4 separate regions of the Homo sapiens genome follow, and all the other regions are linked to region 3. A link is a contact called in ENCODE Hi-C data. All regions are on one chromosome and are shown on one strand. The core of a region is the stretch at or near the end of the contact, and the rest is flanking DNA. Distances in the headings are between cores, read along the strand shown.

Region 1 (3,136 bases), core at 402-2,901, 1.9 Mb before region 3:
GTCAAAAGACAATTCGTTTTTAGAAAAGTTTCATTATGTTGGCCAGAAAAGGAAGTAACTGAAGCAAGTGATAAATACTGCATGGAGAAGGACCCAAGGAGTTGGGAGGGGCGGGGCGGGGGGGGAGCGGAATGCATGGGAGGAACAAGAATAATTGGAATGCTATAAATATTGATTCACATTACTCTTGCATTATTCACAATAGCAAGTGCCTCAAAGTATTGCTTAGTATCAAGTGAAATAAAAGGCATTTTCTGCCTAAACTGTTTAATCTAGAAGTTTGAAACAAACTGTACCCCATTCTCTAACAAAATTGTTAAACTGAAATTACAAAAGAGGTAACCTGCTCAAAGTTTGAAAGACATGGTTGGTTTATTTATAGATGCTAGCAAAGTCTGCTCTGCTGAAGACCATCAGAGCCACAGTTTTCAAGAATGTCAATATGCAATAGTTAAAATATTAATAATATTAAGTTATGGGCTCTAAGTCCTTTCTTGTCACTTTTCATTGACACAAATATACTTCTTATTTAACTGAAAGCAATCCCTAAAGCTTATTTATGTAAAAATGCACTAGCCAACAGAAATAGCTACAACCAAAATTACATTACCTAAAAAATTCTAGAAAGGTATGAGAAATTTATTTCTATTCAGCAAATTAAGAAACTTTCACTCAGAATATACTTTCTTGTTGCATTTCTCACCACGAACACTCCAGTAATATTAATACCTAAGTGAAGTTTTTTAATTTAAAAAACATTTTTATATCACTGAGTAATTTGCAAATGCATTTGAAATGCTTCAAAAAGAACTAAATAAAACTGCCTTAACGTCCATTTGAAAATATAAATCTACTTCTGCATTCAACCAAGTTGACCGTTTTCCTTTGACCAAGTTAGTAAAGCCAGTGGAGTAGGGAGGTGGTGTTGGTAGAGTTTCTCTGCAAAGCCACCTGCCAAGAAGCAGGGCTACCAATTCACCAGGCTGGGATTTGTCAGGCCGGGCAGGTAAATGCGTGACGCTACACATGAGCGGTTTTTCTGTGCTTACCGACTGTTGAAAATAATTACGTATAATTTTAAACGCGCATTGCTTTAAAACAGGTTGCAAAGTGATTTTAGAAACTACAGGACCCTGACCCGGGTGCTGGGGAAAGTTCCAGCTCCTCAGAAGTTGCAGACACTGAGGGTAGCCCGCTGGCCAGAACTCCCAGCGCGCTCCCTCCTCGTGGCGTCCAGATGCCCCTCAGAGAAGTCAGGGACAGAAGAACCCTCTGGGCTGCCTGGCGGCAGGATAAAAAGGAGAAGCCCTGTCTCAGGGACGCCCTGGCCTCAGTGCCCGAGTGCAGTTGTCTAACGATGGCCCGTGGTCTCCGCAGAGCCCCGTAGCCCGGCCTCGGCGTCAAGCCCCTCCGAATGCGCGACTACCCACCTGGGGGCGCTGGGCCGCAGGGGGCGGGGTCCGGGCTCCCAAGCCCCTTGCCTGGCGCTGCTGGCAGCATTGTGGCGGTTGAAGCCGAGGGGCCTGCGCACTGCTGCCCGCCGAGCGCTACCTGGACTCTCCCGGCCAGAGACTCCCCGCGATTTTCTCTTCCTTTGGCCCTCGGCTCTCCCCAGCCCGCTTGCCACCCGCGGAGGCTGCGGCCAGGTCTCAGGAAACGCAGCCCCGGGGCTCATGCCCGCAAGGCCAGGGCTCCGCTCTGCTGGGCGCCCAGAGGAAGTGAAACTGCTCAGGGGCCTGCTCTTACATCCCTTCTCAAAAGGCCGCTTTGGTTTCTTATAACACTTCTGCGCCTGTTTCCTTCCTCACCTTTTCATCCTAGGATATATTTAGACCGCTGTTATTGTAGCTCTCCTTGTCCCTTTCTAGGTCTTCCATACTGCCATACTGCCCCCACTTCCAGGCAGACGTAGGGAAACCAGAAGTGAACATTTGCTGGAAAGAAAGAATAATTAGATAGATAGATGAGTAGGTACACAGATGATAGATACATACATATAGAAATGAAGATACAGATAATACTGTAACTTTTAAAATATTTCATTTTACACAGACTTTCTAGGCTAGGTTCATAAATTGAAAAGTGATTTAAAATTCCATATAAAATGTATTTCTTACTCCTGCTCCAACTCAAAAATAGACCCAGTAAAAAATTATTTATGGCTCTAAATACCCTCTCCAAACAAGAGTTTGTTTGCTTGTTTTTAAGATGGAGATATATCAAAGGAGTTGTCCCAGAACCTTAAAGTGAATGTCTCTCTCTCAAGCATGTCTAAACTAGTCATTTGCCTTTTGAAGTTGAATATATTTTTTGAATATCAATTTGGTAATAATACATAGTTTAAATGTTCCTCTCCTCTTCCTATAAAAGGAAGGCTTTCTTTGAAACTTTCTCTCGGATGAAGTGCTTTTTAGTAATAATATAAATATCAAGTATCAAAAAAAGTTAATTTTTTCACATAAATGAACTTATTAGAACTTTATAACATAATGTAGAAAACTTGGAGAAGTATGCGAAATGTCCAAAAAACTTGAAAACAATTATAGATTGTATTGTATTTATCTGGTTTCCAGTAGTTTCTTTAACATCATTATTAATTTTATGTTGATTTTCTGAACTTTATATAATGGAACAAAAGATTTCATCTAACTTATGAAATATTATATTGAAAAAAATGGTTGTCTTCTATATATGCCTGTTAACAGAGAGACTTCAGTGTAATAGGCAAAAACAAATTTGGATTGCAGGGTTTGGGTGTTGTTCAGTGTTTCAGAAACTCAATTCTTAGGAAAGTATGTCTTAAACCCATTGGAGAAAAGAATATTCTAACTGATGCATCTGCTGGTATACGTATTCCTGACAAGAGCTACTTTAGCCAACATGAACACTCCAGATGATGCTCCCCAATTAAGTATCCAGATCTTCAAAGGCACCCATTTATGCACACGAAAACTTGTTAATAAAGACAGTGTTCAGATAGGAACTTGTATCTGTCACATATACAGGACAGCCTTCTTGTATGAAGAGCCCTGGATTGGAAGTCAGAAGGTTGCAGCTGCCATCCTGACTCTGCTCCACAATATCTGGGTGTTTGGAGCAATTCTTAATATTTCTGAGCCTTGCGTATCTCATCTAA
Region 2 (3,301 bases), core at 604-3,103, 1.2 Mb after region 3:
TTTCAAAGATAAATCCACTTAGAGATCAACTCAGTCATCAATTGCATCTAATTTCTGGTCCTTTTGAAATGTGTCACATCAGCTTAGGACAGACCTTTCTTCTGACTCATCCAGTATTCCTGCAGCGACTGTTCTATTTATATACAGAATTACAACATAGCTCCAATAGGCTTAGGTAAAGCTTGTCAGTACCTTCCTGTTAACAAGGAAATCTGCTGCTGAAAGACCTTACTTTTGAAGTCTACCAGATTGGTGGTAGTATGGCCTGTGTTTTGAGTGGGTAGAGAGCACTTTTGAGGGAGTGAGGATTATTTCATCCAAAGGGCTGAAGCTACTGTTATCCCGTGTCATAGCTTCTGAGGTACTGAATGAGTAGGATCTCCTGGCCCTCCCATCTCTGTGGGTACCTCGTTCATACTTGCGACCTCAATATAGCCTCAATCCTGCTGAAGCCCAGTACTATCTCTAAATGTGGTTTATTGCAGGAAAAAGTAGCTTCTTGACTAGCCAAAACTTGACTGCCGGTTGTCAACTAGCCAGTTTTTGAGAAAAGTGAGAGGTTGTTACGTAGGAAACCTTATAACTAGAGGCTCTCAAACTCAAGTATTTAAGTATCATCTTTTAGATTTCTGTGTCCAGGATCGGGTTGCACTGGGTGGTGCTGGAAAAATTTTTTGATCTCACCTCCTTCTAGCCTTTTGAATCCTTAAAAATATTCCCATAGACATTTATACACAGTCCTGGGCGGTTCTTCCTTCTCCTTCCGTGAAATACTGGTACCTGCTTTGCCAACACCTATGAAAGTGCTCCAGGAGGAGGGCGGATAAGCAACTAATGAGCACACCTGCTCAGGTAGGGTTCTAAAACAATTTCCAGCCACCTGTTCTATTCTTCCCCAGAGTTCAAAAGCTTAATGGTTCGTGATCCAAAAACCCAATTCAGATTCCCCAGAAGACCTCCCTGGAATCCGTTGTGGATTCCTTCCTAGAGTTAGGAGGCAAGCAGGTTTCTTAGGCACTATTCTGTCGGGGTAGGGGGGAGCGTGCGCTGTCCGGGTTTGTGTGGTTGCAATAGACCCTAGGGCGAGGATCGCATCCCGGGCCAGGACTCCCTTGAGCCATCTCTTTTTCCTCGTCCCCATTTCTAGGATAAAACCCATTTCTCCGGTAGGTGGGGAGGTTGGGTTAGAGTCACACAGGGATTCAGGAAGCTTTCCTTTTCAACGTCCCATCCCTTCATCCTTTCCTCCCACTTCCCGTGGCTCTTTTCTCCACCTTCCCCAACTACCCCCTTTTCCATTCAGCGAAGTCCACGACGACTTTCCTTCCCTGTCCAGTGGCATCGCATCTTCTCTAGCCACATAAGCCTGTTGTGGAGGAGGGGGCGCCAGTGTGGCTACCCTGGAAGGGGTGTCGGGGGTGGCTCGCAGGTCCTCACTCACCCAGCCCTCTCCCCGAGGAGCGACCCTCTCGCCCGCGTCCCTCCAGAGCTGCGCCGCTCATCAATCCCGGTCACTCTGCCAGCCTGCTCCCCGGGCGCCCTTCCTTCTCCCTCTCGCCTGCGGTCCTCCACCCTCCCACCCCCTACCTACCCCGCAGCGACGTTCGGGGTCAGCGGCGCTTGGGGTTGGCCCGAGAAGGGGCGGGGATAAAGCGAGCGGTGGAAGGAGGCGGCTACGTGGTGCCACCGCCGCCCGGGAGCGCCCGACCCCGTGCGCGCGCGCGCCTAGCCAAGGCTTGGGCGGCGGGCGGAGCTGCGGGCGGCGCGGGCGGAGGAGCAGCCGGCCGGGCGGGCGGAGCGAGAGGCGGGCGGAGCGAGGGGTGGGAGGGCGCGCGCGAACGGGCGGGCGAGCAAGCGAGCGGCGTCTCCACCAGCATCTGCCGCGGCCGCCTTTGCCCGAAGCCCGGGGACGAACCGACGGACCGACCGCCTGGCGCACGGACGCGGGCGCTCGCTTTGTGTTCGGGGCTAGCGTCGGCGAGGCTTGAGCTTGCAGCGCGCGGCTTCCCTGCTTTCTCGCGGCCACCCCGGCTCCGGCGGCCTCGGCGCGCGAGGGGCTGGAGGTGCGGGAGCCGCTCTCCGCCGGTCGGTCCCCGCGCGGCTGAGCCCAGGCCGCCAGCGCCGCGGCCCCGTGCGGTGTCCCTGAGCTCCTGCTCCCCGCCGGGCTGCTCCGAGCAACGGTGCTTCGGAGCTCCAAACTCGGGCTGCCGGGGCAAGTGTCTTCATGAACCCAGAGGATGTCCGGGAAGCACTACAAGGGTCCTGAAGTCAGTTGTTGCATCAAATACTTCATATTTGGCTTCAATGTCATATTTTGGGTAAGTTGGAGCGCTCCTGGGATTCCAACTATTGTGGCCGATCGATTCGCGACGATTTCCCCCACGTTGTTCGTTGCCTTTACTTTTCGCAGCCCCGCAGGCGCTTGCCGGAGCAGCATAGAGGCATTCGCCTTCCGCCTTTCCAGCTTGCGCGTTGGAGAGATAAACATTTAATCCTTTCGAGGAATGGGAAGAGGTGAAAAGAGAAATCGAGGCGGAAAGGGGGCACCGAGGCCTTCTGGTGGCTTTTTGAGGAACGAATAGCAGGGATGCAGATAAAAGAAAGGGTTCGGCAGTTTGAGAAATGAGCAACCACACGAATTGGATTTGCTCTCGGTGGGATATAGATGTTGGGCAGAGCGTGGTGTCATAATAGGGAAGGCTAATCGGGCACGGCCGACCCTGAGGTCCACCTTCTAACAACGATCTGATTGGACGAGGGCTTGGCTCCGTGTTGCCGCGGCTGGTCTGTGCCATGCTCAGCGTGTATCTTCTTGCACCATCTCGGGCTTTGTGTAGGATGCAGATGCCGTGGTATATGGTCCTGTAATTGCACGTAAATAACGTTTCCTGCACGCTCTCCTCTTCAGCTGGAAAGCGCTCCCTGTGCGTAATGGACTGGTCAGTGGGGGTGCGGGGTAGAGGGATTTATTTGTATGTATATATCATCGTCAGGATAATAAGTCACCGTCAACATATATTTCAGTGTGTTCCTGCCCCACGTCCTCATTTTTAAAGGAGTGACACAGAGCGGGCCGTTTGGGGGAACCTTTGTAGAAATGCAAAGGAGAAGGTGTGCGAGGCATGTTTTATTGGGGAACCGAGAGAGCAAATGCTTTAACACAAGATTCAAATGATGCTCTGCTTGGGACTGCAATGTGTTGGGAACCTATTGTAATTAGGCTGGGACGCCTACTCTTTTTGTTTGTTTGTTTGTTTTGATTCTTTTCCTTGATCTGGCAAACGTGTTCAGCAGCCAGACA
Region 3 (3,089 bases), core at 164-2,663:
TTCCCCTTCTGCAGAGATTGTACCTCCCAGTATACAGAGATAGGTTCCCTATAACCATGTTATACCTCCAGACCTGGCCCGGCCCTCGAATACCTGACCTGGTCACACTAATTGGATTCACTTCTTGGGGATCCACTTAATTGCTTCTCTAGAGAGAAGGTCCACCAACTCAATTTCTGAACTACATGAAGTAGACTATTGTTTCCTGCCTTTGACATGAAACCTGGTTTCAGAAAGGCTGAGCGGAGGTACACTTCTGAGACGATCAGAGATGAATCAAGACAGACACATCAATTGACTGAAAGCCTCAGACTTGCCATGATTACTAAGCAGATTCCTTGTTGTCTCTTGGTTGTTCAACTTGCCCTTAAATTCTGGGAGGGTATATTGTTAATATCCTTTTAAAAAATTCTGCTCCTGGGCAGGGCGCGGTGGCCCATGCCTGTAATCCCAGCACTTTGGGAGGCCGAGGCATACGGATCACAAGGTCAGGAGATGGAGACCATCCTGGCTAACACGGTGAAACCCCGTCTTTACTAAAAAAAATACAAAAATTAGCCAGGCGTGGTGGCATGCGTCTGTAGTCCCAGCTACTTGGGAGGCTGAAGCAGGAGAATCCCTTTAACCCGGGAGGCGGAGGTTGCAGTGAGCCGAGATCGTGCCACTGCACTCCAGCCTGGGCAACAGAGTGAGACCCCATCACAAAAAAAAAAAAAAATTCTGCTCCTGTTCCCTGTTCTTGTACCCTACTCACTTAAAAACAAAATCAAAAACAAGACCAAAAAAACCCAGCTAGCCAGAGCTGGTTTCTGTCATTTCCAATCAAAAGAAACTTATCAGCCGGGCGCGGTGGCTCATGCCTGTAATCCCAGCACTTTTGGAGGCCGAGGGGGCGGATCATGAGGTCAGGAGATCAAGACCATCCTGGCCAACATGATGAAACCCCGTCTCTACTACAAATACAAAAATTAGCCGGGCATGGTGGCGCATGCCTGTAATCCCAGCTACTCGGGAGGCTGAGACAGGAGAATCGCTTGAACCAGGGAGTCAGAGGTTGCAGTGAGCCGAGATGGCGCCACTGTACTCCAGCCTGGCAACAGAGTGAGACTCTGTCTCAAAACAAACAAACAAACAAACAAACAAACAAACTTATCTACTGTCGCTACCACAGACTCTTAATACTTTGCCTCCAAGGTCCAAGTTAGTGCCTCAGCTCGGGAAGAAAGGGACCCTGGGTTACTGAGATTCAGACCAAATGAACTCCAGGACTCAGCTGGGAGATTTAGAAAAAGGCAACAGGAGGCAGGGGTAGCAGAGCAAGAAGAATGAGGAAGACCAGTAACCACAGGCCTTGGAAACTTGGCTATAAGTTTCACTTCAGTTTCTGAACTACGTAAAGGTGACTATTGTTTCCTGCCTTTGACATGAAACCTGGTTTCAGCCATGCTTAGCGGAGGTATGTTTTTGAGATGATCAGAGCTGGACCAAGGCAGGCATTTCCATTTACTTTGACTGAATGGTAACTTACAGTTATGTGTAAGAGTTACATATATAACTGTATGCAATAATATGAAATTGCATTGAAGGACCCTTTATCTTGTATTCCAGCAGGAACTCAGAAAGAGAGTAAGAACAGTCTCAATTCTTAGGCATTGGTTTGGTATCTGAAATAGAGTGTAGCACAGGGTACACAAAACTCCTAAAGAAAAACTTTTGTTTAGAGTATTTATTTTATGCAGTGAGGTCAGTGCTTATTCATCAGGTACCCCAGCTAGCCTGTAAGGTGTTTGAAGGCAAGAATAATATCTGATTTATCTTTCTATGTTATCAGTGGCTCACAGGGCCATTTCACTCAAAACATTTTGTTGAATTAAATTAAAATCAGATCATGTCCATCCGTGTTTCATTACTGCCCTCAGGTTCAGAAAATAAGCTCTGCAACTGGCATAATGAGTTCCTCTCTCCCCTCCTTCCAATGAGAAGTAGATTTCTTGGGGTTGGTGGGAGAGAATAGGGTTATTCAAGATCTTTTTCCTTCCTTCTTTGCCACCTGCTCTGCAAATGGACTTTAAGCCTTGTTCATTTACATGTGAAGGGGTTTTAATATTTAATTTCCAGTCTCATAGGGTGAAGTGCACTGAACTAGGAGAGACATACCAGTTAGTCAGTGTAGGAGAAAATTCTGTTCAAATATCCAAGTCAAGTCACTATTTTTGGAGTGCTCACTTGATTCTACCACTTATATGAGTCCACTATGGAACTAGATTAAAGTTTGAAGAGGACATCACAAACATTTGATAAATGCAAATTCAATTGTCCCTAAACTAATTCTTTATTATTTATCAAAGAACGTACAGCTTTTGCATAGAATCTGATGGAATTAATAACCATAAAAGCATTTTATTAAATATGAATAATAATTATTGAATACTTATACTATGCTAAGAATCATTCCAAATGTCCTATGTGCCTAATTTCATTCAATCTTCACAATAAGTCATTAAAGTATGAGCTACTACCATCTAATCAGTTTCATAAGATGATGAAACTGAAGCTCAGAGAGATTATTTAACTTACCTGAGGAGACACACAGAGCCGGCAAATGGCAGAGGCTGGAGTTGAAACTTAGAATTTGTGTGTTTACTCATTATACCATAATTATTCTCAGCCTCAATCTAGTCACCATGGAAACTTCTAGGGCATGTGAAATACTGTGCTGTATTGTGGGCAAGAGTTGACATGTATAAATCAAAGTTTGAAGAAATTGATTCTTTAGGAGGCAGCTTGAGAAAGGAGATGTGAGTTTTTGCTTCCCCATTTCTAACCAGGCCTCAGTTTCTTCATTTATAAAGGAAAAATGCAATAGTCCCTGAGCTCCCTTTCAATTCTAACATCCTGTAAATCTAACTAAGCATACAGGCCCAAATAAGGGGAAAAAAACATCGAGAAGCTTCATTACCAAATGCTTGTACTGCTTCCTGTAAATGTACAATATTCATTTGAAATACTTTGTTCCTGCTGTCATTTGATCTTACCTCTCATTTTCCCTTTCTTTCAGTTTCTCTCTCAAGCTGTAAATTTTATTTTAC
Region 4 (2,988 bases), core at 57-2,556, 1.6 Mb before region 3:
CACTTCAACATCTGCATTTAGCTGTTACCTACTTAAGTACTACAGACTTTTGAATTTGTAAGCCCTTCCCTTTAATATTTTAGCATTCAACTTAAAAATGAATAGAAGATTGTTGCTTTGTTTTGGGGATAGAAAAAGTAGATTTTAGTGATACAGACAGTCCCTGACTTAACAATAGTTCAAATTAACAGCTTTTCAACTTTAGGATGGTGAAAAAGCTATATGCATTCACTAGAAACCTTACTTCAAATTTTGAATTTTGATCTTTTCCTGGACTAGCAATATATCCTAAGATACTCTCACAATACTGGACAGCAATAGAGAGCCACAGTTCCCTGTCAGTCACAGGATTAGGAGGGTAAACAACTGATACTCTTCAGCGTACTGTGTTGCCAGATGATTTTGCCCAACTGCAGGCTAATATAAGTGTTTAGAGCATGTTTAAGGTAGGCTGAGCTATGAGGTAGGCGAGCTGTGATATTTTTCGGTTAGATGTATTAAATGCACCTTCAACTTAAAGATATTTTCAACATACAATGGGTTTATTGGGAGGTTAATTCCATTGTAAGTCAAGGAGCATCTGTATATTATTCCACTGGCCCATTTCTGACTCAGGTGTTAAAAAGTAGAAATCTAAATTGGCATGTGGAGAAAACACATGTACAAATAATTGTTGCCAATTAAATTAGTTGGTTAAATGAATTAGAAGAGGTTTCTCACTCACTTGCTGAAACAGAGGATTTTGTTCAAAATGTGTATGAGGATCCCACATCCTGAGATCAATTGGAAGTAGTGATGCCTGTGTTAACTAGAAGAGAATTCAAGAGTAAGTGGTTTGTTAATTCTTGAAGAGAAACCAAATGGCAGCCCCCCGCAAGCCTTAGAAACAAAAGTCAAAGGAAGCTACAAAGCAGAACAAACAAAGAAACTTTAGGGAGGTGGTGCCCAAAATCAGAGACGCCTTCATTCCCCTTTGATAATCAGTGTATAATGTGGCCACCAGTGGAGACCTAATACTACCAAATATACTGGCATTTACAATTACTTATTCAAGATAATAGTCCTTTATATACTCTGTCCTTCTCAGCATTAGATTCTCCTAATTACCAGTTGGCCATTTAGAGAGCTGGTCTTTCAAAAAAGGCACAATTGCACGTTGTTTTTTAGCTCAGCACTCTTCCTGACAGAATTATTGAGGAAGCATTATGCAAATCTATTGTTTACCAAAGCCATAAAACCATCTGGTCCTAGAGGTTCATTTTTTGTAGCTGACTTCTGGAAACCAGCGTGGGTTTAACTTCCTCTGTCCTTCCTATTCTAGCTGCCAAGCCACTGTTGACAAAACACAGGTGTTTTAAGTTACTCATTTTTGACTGGGCTTTTTATCGAGACCCTTGTTTTACTTAACTTTGTTCTAGTTTCTGTAAGATCACTTTATCTTCAGGATTTCCATGACTCAGTCAGTTTCTATACTTTCATATAGGCTTCATTTGAAAACCTTCTGAGTATTTCCAAATGTAGTCAAATACAAAGCGCGTTTGTAGGAAGCCATAAAAATGACCTGGGTAATATAACCAGGGGACATGGCCATAACATTCAGATGGCAGCATCTAGGTTTCCAAAATCAGCTCATGCTCCTACTTATACATCCATACATTTTGAATAACAGTTACCAGGAAATCTAAGATTTTGTTGCTGTTGAGTAGGTTGAATAAGTGAATTTAATTTTCAAGATCACTACATAAAATTATGCTCTTTAATTTTCTTTAATATGTGATTTTTGGATACTTCTTTTAACATATCACTGTTCTTTAATATATCACTATTATTCCAAATCACAGCAAATTCTGCCCTTACTTAGGGTGTGGAATTATATTTCCGCCAACAGAATTTCTCCAATATGATCTCCAGAAGGTGAAGTATATCATAGCTATCATAGCATAGAAGCTGAATGATGTCACTTTTAGGCACTAAATACCCTAATGGAGGGCAGCTGTCAGTTTCCAGCAGTTGGGGATGCCCTCTAATCTTCATACAATCTATATAACCATGAGCAGGAAGCAAAGGGAAGTTGTTTCAGTGATGTACACAAGTAAAGAGGTACATGCTACAATATTTTCTATGACATAAAATGTTACCAACACCTAAGGGCTTTTAAGACCATTGTAAACAATGTCAGATTCACTGCATTGTCCAAGTACTAGTAGAATAGATTGAACTTTCTGTGTGTCTGGATAGTTGCAAGTTAGACCAGAGAAGGAATTCTGGTGGCTTTTTGAGATAACAAAGACAGACAATTTTTAATATAGCATTAATACCCGTTATTTGATTATGATCTTTTTCACGAGTCCCCCTGTTTTACCATTTTGGCTAAATGAGCTCAGTTATTTGAAATCCCTAATGCCTAGTATTTTCTTAAATTGTATAACCTGTGTTATATACTAAGCTTATTATGAGTTGCTGACTTAAAAAGGGAGTAGGAGAGCAATACAAAGATGTGAACTTTGGTTAAAGTCAGAATCTTAGGAGTTGCCATTAGCTAAAAAAAGAAATAGTGGGAGGAGGATGTGGCTCTTTGCTCAAAGACTTATAGCGCTTTTCTGGCAGCCACATCCTGCCTGTGGCTAGGTCAACCCAAGTACCACATCTTACTGTTTTCTTGAATGATAAAACATTGTCTACAATTGAAGGGGCCTCTCTTTGCAATAAATCAATCTGATTACGAAAGGTTAATAAACATTTAGGGCTATAGGAAACTTGGGGCTTTGAGCTTTGCAAACATCATATATATGTGAAAATGTATGTAGCCAAGATATTTATTGATAATTTAAAAATATGTCATTATAGAAGACAACTTGGAAAAATACATAAATGTGGAAAGAAGAAATTTAAAGCTACCTCCTCTGATGTATTGAGAATAGCATTTATTTCTGCTAGTACATATGTATGTGCGAATGTATATATATGCACATATAGGAATGGTTTTGA

Evidence for each region. Hi-C counts contacts between places; a loop is a spot of excess contacts on that map. Pooled maps may share reads with other maps.
Region 1: a loop to region 3 is called in a pooled map, with 5 times the contacts of the local background. The contact joins the promoter of BANK1 here to the enhancer-like site in region 3. A Hi-C loop is called at or near these places in 3 of 37 single-sample maps with no recorded cell type and 2 of 50 pooled maps.
Region 2: a loop to region 3 is called in a pooled map, with 11 times the contacts of the local background. The contact joins the promoter of TSPAN5 here to the enhancer-like site in region 3. A Hi-C loop is called at or near these places in 3 of 37 single-sample maps with no recorded cell type and 12 of 50 pooled maps.
Region 4: a map with no recorded cell type shows a loop between it and region 3 (21-fold over the local background). The contact joins two enhancer-like sites. A Hi-C loop is called at or near these places in 5 of 37 single-sample maps with no recorded cell type and 8 of 50 pooled maps.

The regions. Positions count from the first base shown.
Region 1 is chr4:101,789,245-101,792,380 of GRCh38, reverse strand. BANK1 (B cell scaffold protein with ankyrin repeats 1) reads right to left here and starts at 1,651. Exons shown (of 17, transcript NM_017935.5): 1 at 1,431-1,651. The coding sequence starts at 1,500. RefSeq lists a silencer at 1,375-1,564.
Region 2 is chr4:98,657,163-98,660,463 of GRCh38, reverse strand. It overlaps TSPAN5 (tetraspanin 5), which reads left to right and starts at 1,853. Exons shown (of 8, transcript NM_005723.4): 1 at 1,853-2,318. The coding sequence starts at 2,238. TSPAN5-DT (TSPAN5 divergent transcript) reads right to left here and starts at 1,562. Exons shown (of 3, transcript NR_148380.1): 1 at 1,442-1,562. It overlaps LOC112267901 (a long non-coding RNA gene), which reads right to left and starts at 1,741. Exons shown (of 3, transcript XR_939016.3): 1 at 1,592-1,741. RefSeq lists silencers at 1,696-1,875, 2,129-2,288.
Region 3 is chr4:99,845,860-99,848,948 of GRCh38, reverse strand. The region is part of intron 3 of DAPP1 (dual adaptor of phosphotyrosine and 3-phosphoinositides 1); the gene reads right to left. Among named protein-coding and RNA genes, the nearest start is that of DAPP1, 31 kb to the right of the region's middle. Within about 2 kb of position 1,413, at least 6 of the 41 ENCODE cell types and tissues checked have a DNase peak (open chromatin) inside an H3K27ac peak, as active enhancers do.
Region 4 is chr4:101,417,834-101,420,821 of GRCh38, reverse strand. No RefSeq gene overlaps it. Among named protein-coding and RNA genes, the nearest start is that of PPP3CA-DT, 72 kb to the right of the region's middle. Within about 2 kb of position 1,306, at least 3 of the 41 ENCODE cell types and tissues checked have a DNase peak (open chromatin) inside an H3K27ac peak, as active enhancers do.